3 separate regions of the Homo sapiens genome follow, and all the other regions are linked to region 2. Evidence: chromatin contacts called from ENCODE Hi-C or POLR2A ChIA-PET data. All regions are on one chromosome and are shown on one strand. Each heading gives the region's core, a stretch centred on a gene start or an enhancer-like site at or near the end of the contact. The rest is flanking DNA. Distances are from core to core; before and after follow the strand shown. Region 1 overlaps JAK1 (Janus kinase 1). Region 2 holds the start of LINC01359 (long intergenic non-protein coding RNA 1359). Region 3 overlaps JAK1 (Janus kinase 1).

Evidence for each region. A loop is a pair of places that touch in the nucleus more often than their neighbours do. ChIA-PET counts read pairs that join two places held with the same protein, here RNA polymerase II (POLR2A). Pooled maps may share reads with other maps.
Region 1: a map of endothelial cell of umbilical vein shows a loop between it and region 2 (3-fold over the local background). The contact joins the enhancer-like site here to the promoter of LINC01359 in region 2. A Hi-C loop is called at or near these places in 5 of 168 maps with a recorded cell type or tissue (CD14-positive monocyte, CD4-positive, alpha-beta T cell, CD8-positive, alpha-beta T cell and 2 more), 1 of 37 single-sample maps with no recorded cell type and 11 of 50 pooled maps. POLR2A ChIA-PET finds 5 or more read pairs at or near these places in 13 of 52 experiments (A673, AG04450, BJ and 10 more).
Region 3: a map of ascending aorta shows a loop between it and region 2 (4-fold over the local background). The contact joins the enhancer-like site here to the promoter of LINC01359 in region 2. A Hi-C loop is called at or near these places in 5 of 168 maps with a recorded cell type or tissue (CD14-positive monocyte, CD4-positive, alpha-beta T cell, CD8-positive, alpha-beta T cell and 2 more) and 16 of 50 pooled maps. POLR2A ChIA-PET finds 5 or more read pairs at or near these places in 10 of 52 experiments (A673, AG04450, B cell and 7 more).

What each region holds. Positions count from the first base shown.
Region 1 is chr1:64,915,548-64,918,934 of GRCh38, reverse strand. All of the region lies in intron 1 of JAK1 (Janus kinase 1), which reads left to right. It also overlaps the pseudogene LOC100130270. Among named protein-coding and RNA genes, the nearest start is that of JAK1, 49 kb to the left of the region's middle. RefSeq lists an enhancer at 2,735-3,029. Within about 2 kb of position 1,439, at least 26 of the 41 ENCODE cell types and tissues checked have a DNase peak (open chromatin) inside an H3K27ac peak, as active enhancers do; they include A673, CD14-positive monocyte, PC-9 and 2 more, where a contact is called at or near this core.
Region 2 is chr1:65,000,885-65,004,333 of GRCh38, reverse strand. LINC01359 (long intergenic non-protein coding RNA 1359) reads left to right here and starts at 1,858. Exons shown (of 7, transcript NR_119383.1): 1 at 1,858-2,005. It also overlaps a transcript of JAK1 not described here. RefSeq lists a silencer at 1,493-1,632 and an enhancer at 1,763-1,842.
Region 3 is chr1:64,932,034-64,935,342 of GRCh38, reverse strand. The region is part of intron 1 of JAK1 (Janus kinase 1); the gene reads left to right. Among named protein-coding and RNA genes, the nearest start is that of JAK1, 33 kb to the left of the region's middle. RefSeq lists an enhancer at 743-1,037 and a silencer at 1,504-1,553. Within about 2 kb of position 1,747, at least 20 of the 41 ENCODE cell types and tissues checked have a DNase peak (open chromatin) inside an H3K27ac peak, as active enhancers do; they include A673, B cell, CD14-positive monocyte and 3 more, where a contact is called at or near this core.

The sequences.
Region 1 (3,387 bases), core at 190-2,689, 85 kb after region 2:
TCTTCTTCGAAAAAAAAGTTGCTGCCATTCAAGATGGTCTTTAAAGAAGCGTAGTATTTGATTACTGGAGAGGATAAGGTAATTGATTTTTTTTCAAGTTTCAGTTATTTGTTAATGTAATCTCCAACACATTATATCAACATGATTTCATGTATCTAAAGGAGAAATATTTCCTAGTTAAGTGGAAAATAGTGCAGCTAGCTTCTGGAAGATCTTCATTCTAAGCAGCTTTATAGTGAAACATTTCATTTAGAAATCTGGACCATCTTTCTTCAGTTTACTGTAATCCACATTCACTGAGTAGAACTTGTATTGCTCATTGGAACCCAGTTTATTCCAGGGCCCTGGGTCATTCTTTCTGGCCCAACTAACATCTGGATTGAAATGCCAGATGCAAGACATACAGTGCTGCTCTGGTACCTCTAGCTCCATTAAATACAAAGAGGGGGATCAAACTCAGTTCCTTGGCCTGACCAAGGACCTGGTGGAGCATGTTTTCAGCAAGGGCATCTGATTTAAAAGGAGAGAACTAGCTTAGCTGCCAGGCCCTTGACTAAGTAGTATCTCAGAATAAAGTAATTGAAAATTAATGAGTATCTACTTAGGGTCTCTAAATATATTTAATTTTCTATGGAGGGAACTTTTTAAATTGAAAAATGTATCAACATAGAGAAGACTATGTAAACAGTATGTGTATAGTTAGAGAAAAATACCTATGTATCCACCATTCAGGTTAAGAAAGAGAACATTACTGGTATCTTAGAAATCACCTGGTAGTCCCCTCCACTGCACTTCCCTCAGAGGTAACAGTCACCCCCACTTTGGTATTAATCATGCCCTTTCTACCAGTGTATATGTCCCCAGAGCAAGCATAAACCTAGGTGTATAAGGAAAGGGCAGTGATGCCATCTCTAGATGAAGGCTCCCAGGAGAAGAGCTTCATGGTCTCTGGTTGAATTCATTACCCCTGTGTCTGAACAGAAACTCTGGGTCAAGTCTGGATCCAGAGTTGAGAGGTTGCAGGGACCCTTTTGGGAAAGTCAGTGGAAAAGATCATGAATGAGTTGTGGGAAACAGGGCTTCTCATAGTTGGAGGTACCTAGAAGACTGCAGTGGGCCCAGCTGTTGGGAGCCTGGGAGGAGTGGAGTCAAGAGGAATGTGCTGCTCCACCCTGGCTTATGTCCAGCTCTCAGGAATAGGCCAAATGGAATACTTCTGCGGGGTGAAATAGTCTTCTGCTGATTCAGGCAGCAGGACACAGCAGGGGAACAGGAATTTCATCAGTGCATGATTAAGAAAAACCAAATTCCATTAGGAATTTGGTCCAGGCTCACCCAGGCATTCTACCCTCAATGCAGTCTACGGGGATCTTGGCAGTGACTGCCCTCAACATAAGTATCCCTCAAGTTGCCCTGCTCACATGGGGATTGGTCATCCTCTGAGGCTGGCCACAGCTTTTGTGTTGAGACCGCTCTGTTCTGTGCTCCTGGGAGTTCCCTTCACTTCCTCTTTGTTTAATCTTTATTTCCTGTGTTGGAGCCTGTCTCCTGTTATTTTCAGAAGGATGCATAGCAGTTTGTTTTTTGAGATCTTTGATGTCTAACTGTATCTTGATTCTTCCTTCATACTTCGTTGATAATTTGGCTGGTTATAGACTTCTGGGTTGGAAGTTGTTTCCCTTCAGAATTTTGCAGGCATTGGGTGCCTGTCTCTTTCCTTGGTGCAGCTGTTAAAAAGCCTGAGAATATTCTCAATTTTTGATCTTTTGAATGTAGCCTGTTTTATTCTCTTTTGGAAGCTTTATAGACCCTTGTTTCCAATGTTATGAAATTTCCCAGGAATGCCCCAAACAGGTCTTTTTCTCCATTGTTTTGATGGGCCTTTCCAACCTGGCAACTGGTAGCCTTTGGTTCTGGGAAATCTTTCTCAAATGGTTTTGCTGATGATTTTCTCCCCTCCACTTTCTTTGTCTTTTCTTTAGGAATTCAGACATGTGACTGTCTGGATTGCCCCCTTTAATTTTCTTATCTCTTTTCTCCTATTTTCAAACTGTTCTTTTCTAACCTATTTCCTAAACTTTTTTTTTTTTTTTTGAGAAAGGGTCTCACTCTGTCACCCAGGCTGGATGGAGTTCAGCGGCAGAATCTCGGCTCACTGCAACCTCTGCCTCCCGGTTCAAGCGATTCTCCCACCTCAGCCTCCTCAGTAGCTGGGACTACAGATGCATGCCACCACACCTGGCTAATTTTTGTATTTTTAGCAGAGACAGGGTTTCACTATGTTGGTCAGGGTGATCTTGAACTCCAGACCTCAAGAGATCCCCCTGCCTCAGCCTCCCAAAATGCTGGGATTATAGTCATGAGCCACTGCGCCTGGCCTTTTCCTAAACATTATCTTCCAACCTTTTTAGCTTTTGAAAATTAAGATATTATTTACCTACAGCAAAGCTTATCAATGCTAAGTGTTCCTTTGGCTGTTTTGACAATCATATAGGCTTGTGCAGTTACCACCCTAAACAAAATATAGAACATTTCTATCAACCTAGAAGTTCCGTAGGGCCCTTTCCCAGCTGTGTTTTCATTTCTGTTATTATCTTTTTAATATTCGAGAGCTCCTTTTTTCTCTGAAATGTTACTTTAAAAAAGAAACATTTTATTCTTGATTCACAAATAAAAGGTATTCTTTTATCTTTCTGAAGACATTAATTTTTAAAGTTTTCTCTCTGTGTAATGTTTTCTCTGAGTTGCTTTTTTCTATCTCCATGTCTGCATTAGAGGCTTTCCTCAGACATATGTTTACCTTGGCTGTTTGTTTATGATTAAACTTGGAGGAAGGCTGAGCATGTGCCTCGGGCTTGTGAACTTTGAACGTCACTAAGAGTGAGCCATTCATTGGGGAACTCCCAGCCTCTGTGTCTTTAGGTCAGTCCTGGTGAGATGGTCACATTCCTCAGAAGACAGTATTCCAGTCTCTCACCTGGAGGGCTAGGGACTGGCTGCCAGCATTTCTGGAGCTGCAGGGAAGAGGGTGAAGGCTGTAGCATCCTGGCCCCCAGCACTCAGCATGTGTGCAGATGCCGTCTTTCTGCGTGCCCAGAGGTTCCCATGCTTCACCTGACATCTCTAGTTACAGGACCCTTTGTCTTATCCTTTCCAGAAACTAAACCTCTAGATATGTGTTTCCTTATAATAAAATAGTCACTAGCCACATGGTAGCCACTTAAATTTAAATTAACATTTAATAAAATTAAGAAATCGGTTTCTCAGTTACAGTAGCCATCTTTTAAATGCCTGGTAGCCACATGTGACTGGCTGCCGTACTGGACACAGCACAGATACAAAACGTTTCCATTATTGTGGACCATTTTACTGGACAGTGCTGGTCTA
Region 2 (3,449 bases), core at 609-3,108:
CTTGGAGAAGCACTGTTTTGCTTATTCTGTTTTTCCTCCTCCTCCTCTTCCTCCTTTTCTTCACATATTTTGTGTGAATAAGAAAGTACTATTGGCTAGGCAGGTTGGCTTATTCCTGTAATCCCAGCACTTTGGGAGGCTGAGGCGGGTGGATCACCTGAGGTCAGGAATTTGAAACCAGCCTGGCCAACATGGTGAAACCCCGTCTCTACTAAAATACAAAAATTAGCCAGGCATGGTGGTGCACACTTGTAATCCCAGCTACTCGGGAGGCTGAGGCAGGAGAGTCAGTTGATCCCAGGAGGCAGAGGTTGCCATGAGCTGAGATCGCGCCGCTGCACTCCAGCCTGGGCGACAGAGCGAGAATACGTCTCAAAAAACAAAACAAAACAAAAAAGTGTTATTTATAGGAATAAGAACTAAAATGCCTTGTTAATATATTGTTTTGGCATTGCCAAATTTAGCCTATTTGAGTGCATGGATTGCATTTGGGGATTGCTGTTTTCTTTTTTGTTTTGTATGTTTGCTTTAGATGCGTAGACAGAGGGAGTGGAGTAAGGCTTTACAGAGATTACTACAGAAGGCATTTTTTTTTTTCATAAAGAGGGGAAAACGCACCCATCTCATAACAAGAATTTGGAGTCAAAACGAGACAGATTCCATTCCTGCCTTCCACATTAATTAGCTAGGTGACTTTGGGCAAATCACTTAACCTCTAGGTTTTCTCATCAGCAGAATGAAAGCGTTGGCCTATAGACACCCATTTAAATCCCTCCTCCAAATACTCATTCGTTCGATATTTTCTCAGTGTCTACTAAGCACAATCATTGTTAATAAACACTATGATTCTTGGAGAGCTCCAAATCGTGTCTCTGCTTTTAAGCATCATTCCCCTTCCTCCTTTAAAACCAGCGCCTGACTTCTCCCCCAAACAAATCGAAACACTTTTACCGTCTGAAAATGTACATGGGAAAAGAAACGCGTTTCATTGCAGTCACCCGGCGCCAACCTAGACCTGGCGGGCCAGCGAGCTCGTGAGATTTTCTTTCTTTCTAAAGGACAATCTCCACATTTTAAAGGGCAACCCAGTTACCCGAAGAAATACAACTTAAAGGGCGCCTGGAGCCAGGCCGGGACACCCACCCACGCTTTTCTAGGCTGAGGAAACCTGGGAAACTTTTGGGCTCCCGCCGAGTCACGCGGCTGTTCCACGGTAAGAATTGTGCAATGGGGCGAGTCAGGCGGGCGTCCTAGTAGGGAAGAAGCGGGGGAGGCTGCTGCGGTGCCAATGCTTTTCTTAAAAAAAAAAAAAAAAAAAAAGCTAGGTTGTCTCACGCCGTGCGAGGCGCGACGGCGCGGCCGGACAGCCCGGTTCCCGCTGGCCCCAAGCCCGGGCCAAGAAAGCATCGCTTCCCCGCCGGGACCTGGAAGGAGCAGCGCGTGCGTGCGTCCCCTCCCGGGGGCAGAGACTGCCCGCCCGCCACAGCGCTTTCCTGGGACTCTGCGAGGGGCCGGGGTGCGAGCGGGAACTGCGGCAGGCGCAGACTGGCCACATCGATCGTGGCGGGGAAGTCCGGGCTCGCGCTTTCGGTAAGAGCGCCCGGGCTTCCAACTGCGCGGTGCCCCCGCCTCCGCCGCCGCCGGCCAGGCTCGCACTTTCGGATGGTGACGCATCCAGCTGGCTCCGCGGAAGCCTGCGCTGAAACCTGGAGCCCTCCGGGGTGGCCTACTCCTCAGCGCTGCGTTACTGAGCGCTCCCTGGGTGCAGGCTTGGTGATCCAAGTTTGGTCACAGTCATCACTTATGTCACTATCCTTGTGATGTACATACTATAATTAGCGTCACTTAGAAGTGAGGAAACAGGCTCCAAAAGCTTGTTACTTGCTTGTAGTCAAACAGAAGGCAGAGCTGCGAATCAAATCCAGGTTTGTCTCGACATGCCACTAGCTCATACTTCCCTTGGATCAGCCACTAAATGGCTTTCACTCCAGTGAGCAGCGACCAGGTAACACATAGGACGGGTGCGTGGCGGTACCGAGCCCACTGCCCAGGGGCAGCGGGGGCGCTTGCTTCTGGCTGGGGCTCACTCATTTGCCCAAATGGGCTGTAAAATATATACATACACACCCATATATGTGCATATATACACATACGTATATACACACAAACATACGTATATACGTGTGTGTGTTTGTGTATACATACATATTGGACAGCATACCGCAGACTCTGAGCCTCAGTTTTCAATCTTGTATTGGGATCAGGGCACCTATTGTAAGGAGTAGTTGGAAGATGAAATAAGATAGTTTTAACATAGATGCCAGCATCTCGGGGACGCCTGATATATGCCATTTTGCTCTTTTTGCAGCACTCCTGGGGACATCAGGGCACTCACGCTCCTTAACACTGGACAGGAGACCTGCGCAGTCATTCTAGGTCAACACCCTCTCTGACAGACTAGGAATTTAATCCACTCAACGGGAAAATCACTTACCTGCATCACCATCTAGTTACTGACAGACACCAAGCTAGGGTTCCTGCTACCCCTCAAACACACATACCACACACTCACACTCAAACACTTGCTGCCCCTCAAACACACATACCACACGCACACACACTTGCTGCCTTTCAGGCACACATACCCCCCCCCCCACACACACACTTTCTACCTCTCAAACACACATACAACACACACATTTGCTGCCTCTCAAACACACATATCACGCACACAAACACACTTGCTACCTCTTAGACATACAACACACACACTACCACACACACACGCACACATGCACCCCCTCTTTTCCTCCTGGAAGATTCAGACCAGCTCTGGGGCCTGAACGTGACTTCCTCCGAGCGTTGGCAGTGGCGTGGGTGGGGACCTCCGGGAAGGCGAGCAGAGGAAATCAGTCACTGCACTCGCCGCCAGCCAGCGCACAGGGAGAGGGGGACCCAGCCCAGAGGTCCCGCCCCCAGCTCCGCAGGAGGCCTCTGCTGGCGGAGGCTGGGCCCCTTTTGGTAACAAGGGGAATCACTGCAGCCCAGTGAAAGATAAACGCGTGGGTCGGGCTGTGGAATGTCCAAAATTATGAAGATTAAGGAAACAGGCTTTAGGATTCACTTGAAAAGTGAAATCGGCGAATGAAAGTTTTCTAACATGATGAGATCTTGGAAATTGTCCACTCCATTTTTGGGAGGGGTTTAATAATCACTGCCCAACTAGAGCAGCTGTTTTTCCCCTTCCAACGCCCCATTTTGTGAATTGATGCTGAAATAACTGGCCAGGTCTTTCCTTTGGGCACCCTGGAATGTTGGGAATATGAATGGCCTCTTAGTAGAGTTGGAGCTCCAAAGGAAAGGACCCTTTAGAAACAAAAACTTCCATGGCGCCACCGCACTCCAGCCTGGGCCACAGAGTGAGACCCCATCTCAAAAACAAAACAAAA
Region 3 (3,309 bases), core at 498-2,997, 69 kb after region 2:
GGGCAACAAGAGTGAAACTCTGTCTCAAACAAACAAAAAAAAGAGTTATGACTGGTCTTTCTCATTTCATCTGCTGATGGGTAGAGGAGGGAAAGGGTCAGAAATATTTCTTTTAATACCCTCTCAGTATGAATGAATGATTTTGACCTAGTTTAGGTTTTGGTCTGGTGGATGTGAGATTGGAATATAATTTGTTTGGCAGGGTCATCCCCAAGGATGTCTGATGCATCTGCGTTCTTGTTCCCATGGCTAGAATGGAATCAAGGGAGAAGCTTCCTCATTCCTATTTCAGAGGGAGCAGGGAGAGTAGTGGTGCATATCCCCACAGCCAGAAATAGATTGGTCCTCAAGTAAATTGGTTTGATAAGTTGATTATGAATCTTCCTGAAAACTGCTGTGGCCTTAGGAACTCTGGAGGGTCCTACTAGTGGACCCTCATCATTCATCTGATGAGCACTTACTATGTTCTAGGCACTGACTGTGAGAAATACAAATGAGTAAAATATAATCATAGCCCCCAGGATAGTCTGGTGGGTGACATTTACAATACAATGTAAGCTAAGGTTGTAATTAATGTGTTTAACAAAGTACTGTGGCAGCACAGAGAAGAGAGTGACTACGTTTGGAGTCCACAGGACTTCACCGGAAAGATGAGGCATCTGACCTGGACTTTGAGAGGATGAACCAGAACTCTGTAGGTCCAGTAGATGGAAGGTTTTCAAAGAATGCAGGCAGACAGAGCCTTGGGAACAGTCAAGGTTGAGGGGGCACTCTTGTGGGTCCACAACCCGAGCTTCTCGCCCCTCTCATTTCGTAATGGCTGCCAAGCTCTTCCTTCACTGTTGTTTTTCTTTACTGCTCTGTGGATTCATCCTGATGAGTCACGACAACCTCTGCTTGCAGTGATGCCACGTCTCCCAGTTAGGAAACGACCCTGCTCTTCACTGCCTGGTTCCTTGGTGTGGCTGCCTCCAGCCTTCAGTCTCCCCTTCTCAGAGCTGTGACAAGAGGTTCTTACAGCCTTAAAAATAAAAAGCAGCTTCATATGTTTTGCCTTTGTGTTATTTATTGCATCATTTGTTGAGCAAGTTTCCCAGGACTGGAGCCGGAGGTCATTTGAGAGATGTCTCCTGGGATTCCACTGAAACTCTTTTCCACTGATCCCAATTGGTGACCAGGAACAGGAGTTGCTTTTGGTCCTTTACATCTCTCCATGTTTTCCAGCTTCCTAAGATACCCTGTCCCCTCCTGCATTTTGGTCAGCACTTATCTTTCCTTCTGCTTTGTGCTTCTAGTGGTTCTGGGTCACTTTCTGTCAGCTCCCAAATTCCAGAGGTGGACCTGGGTTAGGCCATTGGCTGTATGTCTTTTAGTGTGTATTGCTTGAGAATGCTCATATTTATGTAGTATATTCCGTAGTGCCTGAAAATTCTAAGGACCACAGCGATTTTGAATGATTCAAAGTTAGTCACTTCAGTATGAAACAGTGTGAATTTAAAGGCAAACCCAGGATTCTTTGAAAGCAAAAACTTTCTTTAGAGCAGCGGCGTGCTTGGTGAGGCAAATAGATTGCATTTTGTGGTGCCAGAAATAGACAGTTCCCTTTTTATACGCTACATCTTTGTCATGTAGTCAGAGACATGCAGATCCTTTGAAGTGAATTCTGGCACCACAATTTTGTAGAGACAGTCAGTGTAGTACAGCATGAGAAGGGCATACGATGTGTCATTTGAATAACTTCTGTTGAAGAGCAGGCGTCAGCCCATGGCAGAGATTGCTGAGGGGATGGTGCAGACGAGAGGCAGGTAGTATTGGGGCATTGTGAAAACATGCGTGAAAGGCCTTTTGGAATCCTGCTTTTTGGCAGTGTTGTGCAAGTCCCTCAGAAATTTTGTCACTTCCCTTGGAAACATGTACAACAGGGATACGTCACTTAGGCAGAGACTACTCAAGGGCTGAAAAATGCTACACTCATGAATAGTTTCGCTGAGCTGGAGATTGGTCACATCTGATGTCTGGATGGTGGCCATTGTTGTTAAAAATAGCTTAGAAGTTCAAAACGGGGGTAGGAGCCTTGTGTTCTTTTTTCTTCCCTGGAAAGGGAAGTGTTTTTGAGCTGTGGAACTTCGAGTAAAACCTAACTTCTTTGTACCTTGTTTTGCTCATCTGTAAATGGGGATAACAGTGGTACCCACCTTATGGGATGTTCAGGATTCAATGAATATAAAACATTTGGCATGATGCCTGGCACGTATAGCTACCACTGGTGTAGTGTTTAATTATATTTATTATTTTTTCTCATTGTTACTGTTCTTTTCTATTTGAGATTTCTCGGAGGTTCTGTACTTGTTTTAAAAGTATAATTCTTTCCATGGCTTTACTTCCCGTTAGCAGTGGCTTAATTCTAACTGGGAGAAAAAACCTTTGATTTGTGGTAATTTTCTTAATTCCCTTGTCTTACCTTTGGGATGGTGGAGTTGGGAGGGCAGTGCAGAGTCAGATGTCAGTGGGGAACAGAGATTGTGGGCAGTCCCAGGCAGAGGCAGGTGCCAGCTGGGACTGTCTAGTGCCCTCTCAATTATTTGATGGTGGAATGGATGATTATTGCAGTTTGTCAATAAAAAAAAACAAACCATAGCGTTAGTGTTAGGAGTAGCTGAGTGAAAGTATATGGGAATTCTGTGTACTATCTTTGCAGGTCTTGAGTAAATCTAAAATTATTTCAAAATGAAAATTAAAGCCCCAGCAACAAAGCAGGATGTAGCACCATGCTGACACTAGTAAATGCTTAATAAACGTTTGTTGGATGCAAGAGTGAGTGAGTGAGTTAGGTTTGAACCCAACCTCGACACTTATTAGCTAGATTACCTTTGGTTAATTACTGCTTTTATGAATCTCAGATTTCTTATTTATTTATTTAATTATTTTTTTGAGACAGAGTCTCGCTCTGTCGCCAGGCTGTAGTACAGTGGCGCGATCTCGGCTCACTGCAACATCCGACTCCCTGGTTCAAGCGATTCTCCTGCCTCAGCCTCCCAAGTAGCTGGGATTACAGGCATGTGCCACCACACCCAGCTAATTTTTGTAATTTTAGTAGAGACAGGGTTTCGCCATGTTGGCCAGGCTGGTCTCAATCTCCTGAACTCGTGATCCCCCCACCTCGGCCCCCCAACGTTCTGGGATTACAGGCGTGAGCAACCACACCTGGCCCAGATTTCTTATTTATAAAGTGCCATGATGTCTACCTCACAGTGTTGGTATGAGCGTTAAATGAGATGTAAAGAACCTGATCAGAGGATCCAGTTATAT